Regions from separate parts of the Homo sapiens genome. Here region 2 is linked to region 1. A link is a loop called in an ENCODE intact Hi-C map of the cell type or tissue named here. Cell type or tissue: OCI-LY7. All regions are shown on one strand.

Evidence for each region. A loop is a pair of places that touch in the nucleus more often than their neighbours do. Peaks named below come from ENCODE experiments on the same cell type or tissue, not always from the same donor. Only the 100,000 strongest peaks of a DNase experiment are listed, where the experiment ranks them.
Region 2: a loop joins it to region 1, with 8 times the contacts of the local background. A loop is called at or near these places in 23 of 110 quality-filtered maps.

The regions. Positions count from the first base shown.
Region 1 is chr5:54,864,297-54,872,296 of GRCh38, forward strand. It overlaps the pseudogene CSPG4BP. Among named protein-coding and RNA genes, the nearest start is that of ESM1, 120 kb to the right of the region's middle. In OCI-LY7, CTCF peaks have their summits at 3,251 (motif pointing left) and 3,460; a DNase peak (open chromatin) is centred at 3,255.
Region 2 is chr5:54,230,770-54,238,769 of GRCh38, forward strand. All of the region lies in intron 1 of ARL15 (ARF like GTPase 15), which reads right to left. Among named protein-coding and RNA genes, the nearest start is that of ARL15, 76 kb to the right of the region's middle. In OCI-LY7, CTCF peaks have their summits at 3,962 (motif pointing left), 4,168 and 6,958 (motif pointing right); a DNase peak (open chromatin) is centred at 3,972.

The sequences.
Region 1 (8,000 bases):
TAAAAAAATCCACCAATGATTAAAGCATACTTGTGTTAAATACCTGGGCATTACCCCGATATTGCTGACAGGGCCAGTGACAATGTGGCACTCATCTAGAACTGGGCAACCAGGATCGTGCAGGAAACCCATGGCATAGAAGCAAAAGCTGGAAAGCTAGGGATGTTTAACCTAAGAAAGATAAAATTCAAGGAAATCTGATCATCTTTTCTTTCAAATACTTAAAAAGCTTTCATGAAAGGATGGGTATGATTTATTCTGTACCAGAATAGTATGATTCTAGGAGAATCATACTATGAATGAATCTAGGAGGCATATGTTTTATTCTGTACCAGAGGTACCTCTGGTACAGAATAAATCTGGGGTACTAGAGCCAGCGCCTAGGAGAAAAAGTTTTTAAATGGCAGATTTCAGCTCAGCCTAAATAACTATCTAAAAATTGGAGCGTATTTACATTGGAAGGGCTCATCTCAGCAAGTAGTAAGTTCCCTATCACTGAAGATGTTTAAGCACTGGCTAGATAACCTTTCTATAGGAATACTGTGGAAGGGCTTCTAGCATCTGTTGGGAGGTGGACTAGACACCCTCCAAGGTCCCATTGAGAGGTGACAGCGTGCTGGCAGTCCTCACAGCCCTCGCTCGCTCTTGGCGCCTCCTCTGCCTGGGCTCCCACTTTGGCGGCACTTGTGGAGCCCATCAGTCCACCGCTGCACTGTGGGAGCCCCTTTCTGGGCTGGCTAAGGCCAGAGCCGGCTCCCTCAGCTTTCAGGGAGGTGTGGAGGGAGAGGCGCGAGCGGGAACCTGGGCTGTGCGCGGTGCTTGCGGGCCAGCTGGAGTTCCGGGTGGGCGTGGGCTTGGCGGCCCGGCACTCGGAGCAGCCGGCCGGCCCTGCCGGCCCCGGGCAATGAGGGGCTTAGCACCCGGGCCGGCGGCTGCGGAGGGTGTACTGGGTCCCCCAGCAGTGCCAGCCCGCCAGCGCTGCGCTCGATTTCTCACCGGGCTTTAGCTGCCTTCCCGCGGGGCAGGGCTCGGGACCTGCAGCCCGCCATGCCTGAGCCTCCCACCCCCTCCATGGGCTCCTGTGCGGCCCAAGCCTCCTCGATGAGAGCCGCCCCCTGCTCCACAGCACCCACTCCCATCGACCACCCAAGGGCTGAGGAGTGCGGGCGCATGGCACGGGACTGGCAGGCAGCTCCACCGGCAGCGCGGGTGTGGTATCCACTGGGTGAAGCCAGTTGGGCTCCTGAGTCTGGTAGGGAGGTGGAGAATCCTTATGTCTAGCTCAGGGATTATAAATACACCAATCGGCACTCTGTATCTAGCTCAAGGTTTGTAAACGCACCAATCAGCACCCTGTGTCTAGCTCAGGGTTTCTAAACGCACCAATGGACACTCTGTATCTAGCTGCTCTGGTGGGGCCTTGGAGAACCTTTATGTCTAGCTCAGGGATTGTAAATACACCAATCAGCACTCTATCTAGCTCAAGGTTTGTAAACACACCAATCAGCACCCTGTGTCTAGCTCAGGGTTTGTGAGTGCACCAGTCGACACTGTATCTAGCTGCTCTGGTGGGCCTTGGAGAACCTTTGTGTCCATACTCTGTATCTAACTGATCTGATGGGGATGTGGAGAACCTTTATGTCTAGCTCAGGGATTGTAAATGCACCAATCAGTGCCCTGTCAAAACAGACCACTCGGATCTACCAGTCAGCAGGACGCGGGTGGGGCCAGATAAGAGAATAAAAGCAGGCTGCCCGAGCCAGCAGTGGCAACCCGCTCGGGTCCCCTTCCACCCTGTGGAAGCTTTGTTCTTTCGCTCTTTGCAATAAATCTTGCTACTGCTCACTCTTTGGGTCCACACTGCTTTCATGAGCTATAACACTCACCGTGAAAGTCCGCAGCTTCACTTCTGAAGCCAGCGAGACCACGAGCCCTCTGGGAGGAATGAACAACTCCAGACGCGCCACCTTAAGAGCTGTAACACTCACTGCGAAGGTCTGCAGCTTCACTCCTGAGCCAGCGAGACCACGAACCAACCAGAAGGAAGAAACTCCGAACACATCCGAAGGTCAGAAGGAACAAACTCCAGATGCGCCACCTTAAGAGCTGTAGAGCTGTAACACTCACCCGAGGGTCCGTGGCTTCATTCTTGAAGTCAGTGAGACCAAGAACCCACCAATGCTAGACACACCATCATACCCATAAATCTAAATAATAAATAGCCATTTTTTTCTCCTACCCAACATTCCCAATTACATAAACTGAGAGTTATTACCTGTTTCCCAATAAATTTTATTAGCTTTCCTCTTGGAAAATTAGAACTTTTAACATAACTGTGTTTCAGTGGTTTAATAAGTAGAACAAATTCACAGTCAAATCCCTCAAAATATTTACTTGGAATTTTGAGGTAGTCTTCTAGAAGTTCTCTGGAGCCACCTTCTTGAACTGTGAAATTCTGTACCTGCAGAAAAATCCACTTAGGCGTGGTGTCCACCAAGATTTCGACTCTGCTCACAACTTGGAAACCATTCATCACATCCAGGGAAAAACAGTCCTGTTCTTGGTTGGGGGATGTCTGCACATAAAGGATATTGCCATCCTCCACATCCGGTTGTGTGAAAGTCAAAGGGACTTTTCATCTGCACCCAAGCTGCCTTCTTCTGGTATAAATTTTTGGAGGTATCCATGCATTGGTGGAGTTCCGACTATGAACACTGCCTCTGAAGGAATATTATCTTCATGCCCAGCCTTGAGTTCACACACACCATATATAGACACAAAAAGAAAAACATTAATAAATGTAGAAGTGAAGACTGTTGAAAACCACATTGTCTTATATTAACATCCACAATTGGCTTAAGTTGTACTTAGGGTTGATACACAGTTTAAGCCTGAGTCTGTTTTGGTGCCCATGCCAATATTTTTAATATTGGCCCTGGTCACAAAAAAAAGTAATGGTCAGCAACACCTAAGTAGCTACTAATGTATTAACCAAGTGTCATTCACAGCAGCAAAAAAACCCAGGACTCCAAGGTTGAGGTGAAAGAAATAAAATGGTAGTGTAAGGAGAAGGAATACAAGATGGTAGAAGACGCAGCAGTTGGGTCAGTAAACTTGTAAGACCTTGAGAGGAAAGTTATCATCCCCCATTTGAACTCGCTCAGCACTTTCAATACGTATTTTTTTATTCCGGGAACTCCATCTCAAATCTGATTATAACTGATGTATAGTCATTGGACTGCATATGCCCCCTTGTGGTGAAACTTAAATATAAGCTCTTGAAAAAGAACAAAAAAGCTGGTTCTTATTCCAAACTCACTATTCAAAGTCTTATTCAAAAGTATTTAACCCATTCTGATTTGAATTCATTTTTACTTAATTTTATTGGCTGCATCTAGCAAAAAAGCAAACTTGTTTGCAGTCCCGAGGGTAGATTCAGAATAGCCTGCATTTGTGGCCAGTTGTTATAAATCGCAGCTTACACATCCCACACCCTACACAGCATTACCCTAAAAAAGAACACCCCTTCCAAACTCTGATCAGCATGGCTGTGCCTGCTGGAAGTTTCCAGTACGAGGCCCAGAAAACCAGGTGATTTTTGGTCTCACCTCTGACATTCCACTGGTCTAGGCTAGTTTTAACCATCACTTTCAGGATACTAAACAAGGCCACATTCAGACCTAAACAAACTATATAATATAGTATTTGCTGGTATCTTAGGAATGTTTCTTACATTTGTTAAATTACTCCAAGTTTTTATACTGTGCTTCATTCAGCACATCATAAATATAACTCAGATCAAATGAAATATTGGCAGTGTTGCTATGGATAATGAATAAAAGATCTCTTAATTTACCATAATATATACCTCTCTCCCTTAGTCCAAGTTTTTACTGTACTAAACATATATATGATGCACATGTATGCACATGTGAGCCCAACTTTAAAATAAGCCTGAGCATTGCTTACATTCCATTTCCAACTGTAGGAAAATTGGTAGCATCAAAATCATGAAACTTTCCAAGTTTTCTTCTCAATGGCATCTATATTTTTAAAAATTCACTCCTGATACCAGGGGAGAAATCAACACAAAAATAGCTTTCAGAAGCAAACAGATTATTAGCACCTGTAAGAATGAGAATTCTTAGTGCTGTGGATAGGATAATTACCTACCTGGAGCCTTCCTGTATTCAGTTTTACTGGTTTTCTTTCTTCAACTACTAGAGTCTCGATGTGCAGAACCTGCGTGTGATGTGGGTGACCTTCCAAGCACACTTGAACATAGACACCCACTCTCACCTCTAAGTATGTGGCTTTAACTTTCACTCTCAGGTTGAATACATCAAAGTCATCACTGCCATCGTGCCTATAAATCACACATCAACAAGTCATCCTGAGAAAATGAGTGGGAAACAGAATGATTGACCAGGATCCTGCCATGCTTTAGGCCCTGCACAATGTGGAATTCAATCTTGTGGTCTGTTCTGACATTTTGGTTTGTGGTGACACTTAGGTTGGCCACTGTGAGGCTGCCATCCTTTCCTCTCTGTATGAGCAGCCCCGTGTTGTTGGCTATCTGGACATAAGGGTCTGACACACTGGCCTTGAGAAGAGATGATGTGTAGTGGACACCATCTGTCACAAACAGCACGAAGCGATCCAAGTCTGCACCCTGATGCCTGAAAAGCACGTGCCCTTCCTGCAGGTCTTCTTGCCTGAACTGGTAGAGTTTCTGAGTGGGGTCTCTGGCTCACACTAAATCCCCATTTGGGATGCCCCGCTGGGTGTACAGCAACTGCCCATTATCAAAATCTAAGTCAGGGTTATGGTAACAGAGATCTGCCAGGGTCAATAAGCGCTGGCCATTCCGCACAACATGAAAGACCTTATCTATCATGCGTACTGGTTTCTCATCATTCTTTAACCCAACGGAAAGTGTGACTTTTATTTCCATAGATGAATGCTGTGAGTCAAGATCCCTGACTGCTCCCCCCTGGTCCTTTGGTGAAGGCCACAAAAAAGAACTCATCAGACTCAGTCTCAGAGTCATCATGAACATAGATCACCTGTTCACTCACTCTCTCTTGATTTGTGAACATAGTGATATTGTCATTACTTTCCAGAGAATCAGACAAGTTAAGCAGTTTCAGCTTCCCATGTTGAGGGCCCTTGGAGATTTTATATTGGAAGATCTGATTGTCCAAAATTTGAACAAATAGTTCTGATTTTGTAATTAATTTTCCTTCTCCTTCTTTTACAAATAATCCTCTGTTAGTTAAAATAAAGTATGTCTTATCTGCTTTAAAGTTGATTCTGAAAGTATAATCTTTTGAGTCTATGTATTTTGCAACAACCAAAAACCTAAAAGTATCCTGTGAGTCTTCCCTTGGCCTCTCCTGAGGTTCATAACTTATCTTAGAGTCTGTAATATTTTTTTGGCTGAAAATTGAGTTTGTTTTTAGAACTTTATTGCCAAGTACCAATTTTCCTTTCTTAGATGGGATCAATAACTTAAAATGTAGTTCCCTCTCAGCTACTTCCACACCCTCTGTTGCAGCCTGCAAATGATCAGAATTCAATATGTTCTTGTTTAGTTGACTCATCTCTAGAGGAACATTTTTCAGGATAAACTTCAGCCATTGTGTTGTAACTGGAAATATCAGCTCTTCACTGACTTTTCCTTCTATGTTAACTTTACATTTAAAATGATCTGTAACATTTTCTAGCTGCAATTCTTTCAATGTACTATAGTACTGGACCCGACTCCAATCAACAGAACACTGAGAAAAGGTACTAACTTGTTTCCATTTCCCACTTGACCCTCACCGCTGAATCTGGCCATACTGAGGTGGATGAGTGATGTCAGAGCGGGTCTCCATCTCATGCCATTCACCATTAACCTCCACTGACAAGTTACTCCATGTAATCAGAGGAGTGCCACCCTGTTCTACAACCACACCAGTTCTAACGGCCACTGCAAAGTCCCAAGAAACAGCCATGTTCCACACCACTGCTGTATTACTAACCAGCTCTCCATCACTTGCTCTCAGAACAATCTGAGAGTTTCGATGACCCCTGTGCACATAGAAAATGTTGCCATCTCTTAAATCTTCATGTGTAAAATGATTAATGGCATTCCCGGGATCACTTGCATTTTCTAAAACCCCAGCATCTGAATTGAAGTTGCCAAGAACTGAAATACAAAGACTCAAAGAATCTGTGTCAGGGTCTGACATGTCTATCATACTTGGGGTCAGTTGTTTCTTAGAGTTCTCAAATAGAAGAAGCAAGTTTCCTTCTGGTACCTTAAGGTATGGGGGATCATTGACTGGAATGACAATAATGTTAAACACATGTGGAACACGTTCTTGCAGATATAATGGCATTTCTTTCTTGCTATTGGGAGAAACCAAAAATGTAAAATAATCCATAGGTTCTTCTGAACCATCATGGACATATCAAACTTTTCCTTGCCATAAGTCTAACATGGTAAAAGCTGTCTCCATTACTTGCTCAGGTGGTACATTTAATTGAAGGAACCCATGAATAGGCCTTCCCTCTATTTTAAATAGTATTTGAGAATGATGGATACCCAAATCCTTAAATTTCACATCCAGTTTCATGTGCCTTTGTTTCAGTAAGGTCCACCTTCTTGGACCTGCAAGTTATTCAAAACCAAGAAATCGCTACTCTCATCTTGAAGAAAAGGCTTGATGACCTCAGGGACGGCAGTGGAAAGGAAAACTTCTGACTGATGCAGATTTTCTATCGCTGTTATGGAAGGATTTGTGTTATCAACACTCTCAGTTTTACAACAACAGGAATATCTTTGAAAACAAGGGCATCCCTTAACGCTCTCTTTTCTGAATTGGCTTCCAAGCTTCTTAAGCACCCTTTGAAAGAGGTTCCTCGAGCAAATTTCCCAGGCACAGAGGCAAGTTCTAACCTCTTTACTTCTTCCCACATTTGGTTATCAAGACCTCCCACAAAAAGGGCTCCTTCAGATACAAATGTTTGCTTTGCAAAGGCAGTGACTTCCTTACCTTTTTTTCATCTACTGTTAGGTCCAGATACTCCCCTGTGAATTTGAATTGAATAACATGCCACTTGTTGTCACTGACAAAACTAAAAGAAGAAAGCTGAGTTTTACTTTTATGCCTTCCTACATAAGCCTTCAATAGACTTTCATCTATTTACAAAGCAACAAAATCTCCTTCCTTACCCAACTGAAATGAAAGCAAGGCTTGCTGAGTTACAGTTTGCAAAGTAAATTCCAATAGTGTTTACCCTTGCACTTTCCATTCTGGAAAACTGACAGAGAATCTGGAGCTAAAGAAATTGATGGCTTCATCCTCCCCTGCAAAAAAAACTCGTCATTGCATCCTAGTGACACCTCATAAACCTTCTTAAAACCAGGGTAAGATCTAAGGGACGTAAGGATCTCCCTCTGGTTAAATACCACATCCTTCATACATCCTCAAAAATTGGGGAGCTTTCCGTACAGATAAGGTACATTGAGTGCCCTGCGGCCTCCTACATAGATTCCATGTTGAAAATTCAAATTATGCATCCCACCAGCTGCCATTTGGCCAGTTGTCTCATAACGTTTGTCAATAACAAAGGAAATATTATGCTTAACATAGCACAGTTCCACCAAATGCCAAACCAGGTCATCCATATGAAGTCTCTGCTCAGAAAGGAGCATTTGTTCACTTGTACCCAAATTTACTCTCACCTGAAAAAGAATCATAATTAATCAATCTCATCTCACTTTTCATTTCATAATGTTTTATTGAGAAAATCGGACCTTTCACAAAAGAAAAAGAAGAGAGAAATTTGCACATGAAAACTCTTCCCATGCTTATAGATTACATACTAAACTCAGGAAATTTTAAAGTTGGAATATTTAAGCCATGCTAGTAAAACCGAAGGAGATCCCAACCTATACAAATGGCACATCATTTTATTCTAATGAAATAACAGCAATCAATACATGTAGC
Region 2 (8,000 bases), 630 kb before region 1:
TAGAGATCCCAGTATAATAAATTACTCAAATATGTGCAGTCCTTTGTAGTTACAATGTGCTTTTGCCATATTTTCTATTTTAGTTTTATTTTTGAGTATATAACAGCTTGGTAGGTAAGCAAAAAAAATACTATTTCTATTTTACAGGAGATGAAAGAAATATTGAGAGGAATTAAGTGATTTGGCCATTGCCACTACAGAATCTCACTAATAGCATTTTTACCTAGATCAGTAGCCCATTTCTCTCTCCTGCTCTCTGTTCCTCTTTCTCTCTCTCCCTCTTTCCCCTGCTCTTTCTGGTCTCCAGCACTGTATAAGCCAGTTGCTTGGGGAATGTTTCCACGTGGATATCCCACAAACACATTAAACTCATCATGATGAAAACCAAATGCACCCTTGGCTCCTCTCAACTTGCTGCTCTGCTGTTCTCTAGTTCAGTGAACAAGGATCACCCACCTAGAAACCTGGAAGTCCTGACTCCTCATTCTCCTTCACTGACCCATCCAGTCACCAATTTTCAAGTCTACAAAACTATTAAACTGTTTCTCGAAACCAAGTTTCTCTCAATCCCCACTGCCCACTTCTGCCACCCTCATCCAGCCTATAACATCCACTTCTCTGTCTCTCTCATAACACTCTTATCTGCACAGCCCCAGTCAATCCATCCCTCACACTTCACCTTGAATAATCTTTCACTCTGCTTCTTACAACATTTTGATGTCTCACCAAAACCCTCAAAATAAAAACCAAGCTCCTTAACAAGGCTGGCAGAGCTCATCAGCTTCTCTGGGTGGTAACTCCTTATCTTAGCTTAGGCTACCATGACAAAATACCAAGACCCTGGGTGGCTTAAACAACAGAAATGTATTTTCTCACAGTTCTGCAGGTCGGAAAGTCCAAGATCAAAGTTTGAGAGGGTTCAGTTTCTGATGAGGGCTCTATTTCTGGCTAGCAAACCATTACTTTGTCCTCACATGGCCTTTCCTTGGTGCATGAGTGTGGAGAGTGAGGGAGCTTTCTGGTGTTTTTAAAATAAGGACACTAGTAGTATCAGATTAGGGCCCCACTTTTAAGACCTCATTTAACCCTAATTCCCTCCATATAGACCCTATCTCCAAACGTAGTCACTGGGGGACAGAGCCTCAACATATGAACTTGGGGAGACACAATTCAGTCCATACTCCCTCTCCAATCTCAAGTGAAGGCCTGACCACTTAGCAGTCTACGCTGCGGCCACACTGACTGCTCATGTGCTGTCTCTAAATCCAAATCCTTGTGGAGCCCTCTCCAGAACCCTCTCCTTTTCCTTAGGCTCCCTATACCTTTTGCTTAACTAACCCCTCACTCTTTAAGTCTCAGCCTCCATAGTCTTAGTTCTTCCAAAAAGTCCTGCAATCTGACCTGCAAGCCCTTTCCCCTCTGGGATTAGAGGCCCTCACCAAATGTTCCCATGATCCTGACCACATTTGCCTGTATCCTTTACTAGATTCTTGGCTCTTTGACAGCAGGTACTGAGGCTGTCTGTTCACGGCTGCAACCCTAACATAACCCAAGAGCACTATTAATACATAGTGCTCTTTCAATAAATATCATTGTCAAATGCCATTCTCAAAAAGGTAGGCAGAAAAACAGGAAGGGAAGGAGAGACCAGAGTAAGCAATGGCTCCTTACTATCTATGGAAAAAAGTTTCCAGTTGTTCTGACATTCGAAGCTCCCTTCCACTGGGCCTCAAGACCCTAAGTTCATATTTGAAAGGCTGCACAGGAGAAAGCAGAGCCTTATGCTGCATTTGGGGGTAAAAATAGAACCAACAGGTAGAAATATGGGAGAAACAGGGCAGAGTGGGAAGGGCAGGGGTGCTTAATTAAAGACGCATGCCCACCTACCAGGAAAGCCACAAAATTGCTTCTCAGAACTTGTGTTCAGGGACCTCTCCGGTCTGCTCTGCCTTCAAGACACATTCTTTTCTCCTCTGATTTCCTCTATTCCCACAAGAGCCATCAATTGGAGTCTACCCTCAGCCCCTTGTTCGGCTGACACTCATGTTCACCCCTGCCCTCATACACCATCCTTGTTTGCAATGGCTTCACAACACCCAGTTCTATGCTTCTCCTAGTCCAGCCGTTTTCAATGTGTGCATGGACTCCTGAGGGTCCCCAAGACCCTTTCAGAGGATCTGCAGGATCAAAACTAATGTCATCATACTAAGACATTATTTACCTCTTGCATTGTGTTTGCATTAACATTGATGGAGAGAGTGAGTGAGTGAAACTGCTGGCCCTTTAGCACAAATCATGCTGGTGGCACCAAACTCTACCAGCTGCCATTGTGTTTTACATAAAAATGGCCTTGATGAAGCAGTAAACTATCAATTTTATTAAATCTTGACACGTTACTATTCTGTGTGATGAAATACATACAAAACATTTCTGCTCTATGTAAAAGTCTAAGGGTTGTCTCAAGGAAAAGTACTCGTGAACCTAACTAACTTCTCTTTTCATGGAACACCATTTTTACTTGAAAAAATGACTTACAGGCAAACTATAATTATTCGAACTTGGGTATTTCACAGATATTTTCTTAAAAATAAATGAAGTGGGCATGTCAATTCAAGGAAAACAACTGTTAGTATTTGTTGCCAGTGATAAAATTCAAGCTTTCAAATGAAAATTAAATTCTTAGAAAACTTGTATCTGCCATCATGAACTTGACATATTTACAAGACTGATATTGTGTTAACATTTGGAAGATTTACATAACTAGATGAACCAATATTTTCCAAGACCAATGTGTAATATTACAAAGTCATGCCTGAGCAAAAGAGTCTTTCAAGGTCCAAGAGAGACTACTGGCTTTTAACATAACTAACTAGAATAAGTTCACTGATATGGTTTCAGGTTCCACATGGCAACTAGCCCCTAAGGAACTACCATTTGATTGTTTAGATATAGAATCACAGAAGACTACTCACAATTATCAGAAAAGGCTATTAAAATATTCTTTTCCAACTTCATAGCTGCGTGGGGTTGAATTTTCTTCACATACTTTAACCAAAACACACAACAGATTAAATGCAGAGGCAAATATGAGACTCTAGCTGCCCTCTATTAACCCAGACATTAAAAAGATCTGCAAAGAGGTAAAACAATGCCATTTTCTCACTAATTTTTGTTTTGGAAAATATAGTTCTTTTTCATTTAAATGTTATTCATATTAACATGTAATGGGTTTATTTTTATTTATTTTTTGAGACAGTCTCGCTCTGTTGCCAGGCTGGTACAACGGCAAGATCTCAGCTCACTGCAACCTCTGCTTCCCTGATTCAAGCAATTGTCCTGCCTCAGCTTCCCAAGTAGCTGGGATTATAGGCGCGTGCCACCAAGCCCGGCTAATTTTTTTATTTTTGTAGAGATGGGGTTTCTCCATGTTGGCCAGGTCTCGAACTCCTGGCATCAGGTGATCCGCCCGTTTCAGCCTCCCAAAGTGCTGGGATTACAGGCTTGAGCCACCAGGCCTGGCCCGTTACTATTGTTATTTTTAAATGCATTAGTAAAAAAAAAAAAAATTTTAATTGCTAGAACATTAAATATCAATACCCACATTAATAAAAGCTATTTGGGAGCCTTAATAATTATCAATGGTGTAAAGGGGTCCTGAGACCAAAAAGTTTGACTTCACCAGGTGTTTGAACACTACAGATCCCATCTTGCCCATGAAGCTTCCCTAGACATCCCCACCCCACCGTGCTCCCTTCTGCATCCTACAATAGCATCCACTGGTAAGGCCACTATTTTAATAATGATATGGTTGCTTTATACTAATGAATTATGTTTTTGTACAACAGTCTCCTAGTGTCCATGTTTAAGAATTTAAGGGACTTTGCTTTCCAAAGCTGTTAACCCAACTAGCTCTGTGAAAGTGAAACAAAATTATGGACTTAAATTTCTGTCTGTGTCAAAAAAGAGTAAAATGCACCCTCTAGTGGACTTGTAAGCTCACAGAACACAAAATAAATTTATTGGATTGTCAGAAGAATTACAACTCCGTCCCAGAAAATTCAGATTATAAAATAATAATATATGAGCATAGGGAAATTAATTTTAATTTTTTGATAATATGTTTTTAAAAGAGCTAAGAAAATGTGAAACCAAATCTAGTTTGAATGTAGTTCATAACTAAATGCAAAAGTAAACCTGAGGTCACACACAAAAAACTTCTTTCTTAAATTCCTATGAATTGATTATACATCGGCTATCCAAAATAATCTGTTCAAATTATGTCTTATTAACTACTTATAACTTTAAATACATAGAAGCATTAACATGGATAAAGTTGGGATTATTATTAGTTCAATTTCCAAATATTAAAACTACACTCAACTTACAACCTGGGCATTCCAATGGCCTTCACAAAATCTGAAAAAGGACCTTTGAAGGATAAGAACCAATGCTTGGGGTATACTTTTAACTCTGTATGTTAATGTTAAAAGGATTTAATTCTATGCATCTTTCTCTAGGATGACATAAGAAAAACAGTGTAAAAATACACTCAACCTTATCAGATAAAATAATGTAATGACATGGAAAGAAGTCTGAAATATATGGTTAAACTAAAAAATGTAGTCACAGAATAACGGGTGGCATGATCTAATTTATGTTTTAAAAAATGTACGCACGTGTACCCATGTTTATGAGCACATATGCACGTTAATTCTATAGTTAAACCTTTTTTTTTTTTTTGAGACAAGGTCTCGCTCTGTCACCCAAGCTGTAGTACAGTGGCTCGCTCATGCCTCACTGCAGCCTTGCTCCTGGGCTCAGCCTCCCAAGTAGCTGGGAATATAGGCATGTGCCACCACACCCAGCTAATTTTTATAATTTTTGTAGAGACAGGGCTTCAACATGTTGCCCAGGCTGGTCTCGAACTCCTGGGTTCAAATGATCTGCCTGTCTTGGCTTCCCAAAGTGCTGGGATTACAGGTGTGAGCCACCACCCCGGGCTATAGTAAAGTATTAACATTTGTTATTTCTGGCAAGGAATATGCATTAGTAGCAAAAATAATGGAAGGGCATTTGACTATACTTCTATACTGTTAAGATGCTGTGAGCATTTTTAATTCAAAATAATCAAATATGGAATTTTTAAGGAAATTACAGTTATAATTAATTCAAAGAACTGTATGAAATGGGAATTGTTATTTCATCAACTAGGACATTAAAAGGTTTGAGTAACAATAAGAAATTTGATATAGCTATTTGGTTTTTAAATCATTAGACTGGAAAAGAAAATTTTTTAAATGGCTTTATCACCAGAACACAATGTCTGATTCCTCTGATGATAATGCAAGCTGAAGTGGTATATAAAATCCTCTCTGCCACTTTTAAACTCTGGCAGAGATAGCTACTCCTTCCAACTGATAGTGTCTGATCGGATAACTATGTTCCTTTTTAAACTCTCAAATTCTATAATTTCTGAAGTGCTGAGATACTGTCATAGTTATGGAAGCATTTTCTAGCTTTGAGTTTTTATAGATCTAGCCTCAGCCATACAGCCTGGTGGGTACAGGTACTTTAAGTGAATAACTGGCTTTATTAATCTCAACTGGAAGTGGCCGAGTTGAACTGAAACTAAACACAGACACACACACACACACACACACACACACACACACACACAAATCAGTAGTATTACCAAACTACAACCACTAAGGAGCATACTCATCCAATTTTAATTTGAGCATCAGACGCAAAAAGACAGAAACAATATGTATGCTTCGTCTGTCATTCTAATCTGAACACACAATGTCTTCAAGTCAACAACTTAGGTAGATGGAGCAGACTGGCCAAAAATAAATTTCTATTGGCAACACTTCTGTGAAATTCTACTGGTCCTTTATAATGTGCCAGTGTTTCACTCTCTAATCATATATTGCCCAGTGCATACATTCATTTAAACAAAATCCTTCTTTTCTTCAAGTAATTAAAACTCTTTAATCTTTTATCTATTTTAAGCCTACTTCCATTAATATTTGTATTTAGACATTTGTCTAAAGTGAAAAGTGTCCCACCAGAGCATGCTGAACCTTGGTATCTTCCTTGTGAATAAAATTTAGCTGGACACATAGCCACTCAACTACAGAATGCAGTTTCCAGACTCCTTTGCAGCCAGGTATGGCCGTACGACATCATTGGAACATGAGTGAAAATGATGTGTACAAAGGAATTGTTTGTTCTCCTTTTCCACTCTTTTCACTTCTGATATGGTTTGGCTGTGTCCCCACCCAAATCTCATCTTGAATTGTAGCTCCCATAATCCCCACGTGTTGTGGGAGGGACCTGGTGGGAGGTAATTGAATCATGGGAGTGGGTTTTCCCCCAGCTGTTCTCGTGATAGTGAATAAGTGTCAAGAGATTTGGTGGGTTTATAAAGGGGAGTTCCCCTGCAAATGCTCTCTTGCCTGCCACCATGCAAGGCATGCCTTTGCTACCCCTTCCCATTCTGCCATGATTGTAAGTTTCCTGAGGCCTCACCTGCCATGTGGAACTGTGAGTCCACTAAACCTCTTTTTCTTTATAAATTACCCAGTCTCTAGTATGTCTTTATTAGCAGCATGAGAATGGACTAATACAACTTCCCTATTGGTAGAGAAGTACCCTGAAGTATTAGAACATTATACAATTATCTTAATAGAAACAGCATGCTGACAATGCATGATCAGACAGGTAGATCAATATAGACACCAAAAAGGGGGAATACATCTAAGTACATACAGGGAATAACAAAAAGCAGTAGCATTTTATGTAAATTAGTATTGTCTATTTAAAAGGAAAGAAGACTATTAATAAAGTCAGTAAAAACGCATCAAGAATAACACAATCTGAAACCTGGCACAGAGAATGCAAACTGTGTTTTTAAGACTGTTACCACCTGAGGGCACTACTTCAGCTGACTAGAAGAAATGCGGGTGATCCTTTGTAGAATTTGTCTTGAATTTGCCAAACCTTCAAAAATAATTTTTTAGCCAAAAATGATCACTGTCGTATCTACGGTTAATGTAGCATGTCAAAAAGCGGGAAACAGATGGATGACTCACCAAATGGGGCTGGGCAACCAACTAACCATATGAGGGGGAAAAGCAAAGTTGCATCCCTACTTCACTACTTACTCTAAAATAATTCCACTGGGATTTGAATTTTAAATAGAAAAAACAAATCCACAAGAGTACCAGAGGACGTTTACTATAATAATAATTTTTAAATCTTTATATTTTTAGGGGCAGGGAAGAGCATTCAAAGGATGAAGGAAAGCATCTGACCATTCTTTCCATATCACTAACTCCCCAACATCCTTCCTGGCATTATGGTTACCCCACCCCTGAGTTTAACAAAGTTAAAAAACAAAATGGGAATGGAAAACGAGGGAGCAACCCAGTCACTTAATTTTTCATGCCAAAGTCACTCAATTTTTTATAAGCCCAGATTCAGGGGTTGACCCTTTGTGCCCTGGAAACACTGCACGTGACCCCAGCACTGCTAGCTCCAGCTTCTGAGCCTGAAATACTCTTTAGCCTAAACCTGGCCCTAATACACACAACAATCACAAAAAACAATAAGAATAATAAAGAACCCAGCAACCGTTGGAACCCTGAGGAAGCCGACGGTGAGTGAAACCTTCCCGACTTCTAAAACCAGCTCCAAGTCAAGTCTGTGAATTTGAGTCTCGCAGGATGCCCCTTTCTTCCTGTATCACTCCGCCAGAGAATATTTTTTAGGAACATAGAGCACTAGAATGAGTGGCTATCTCTAAAGCCATCTTAAGTTTATATTCTTCAGCAGCTGACTCAATAACCTGACTTTGACATTAAGCCGACTTCACAGACCAACTGTCACTTCAAAGAACAAGAAAAACCTTGAGTAAAAGTTAAATGAAAAGTGTTTTCCAAATCACTCGCAAAGGAAACAGATCAGGTTGTTGTAATAAAGAATGTAATCAACTCATT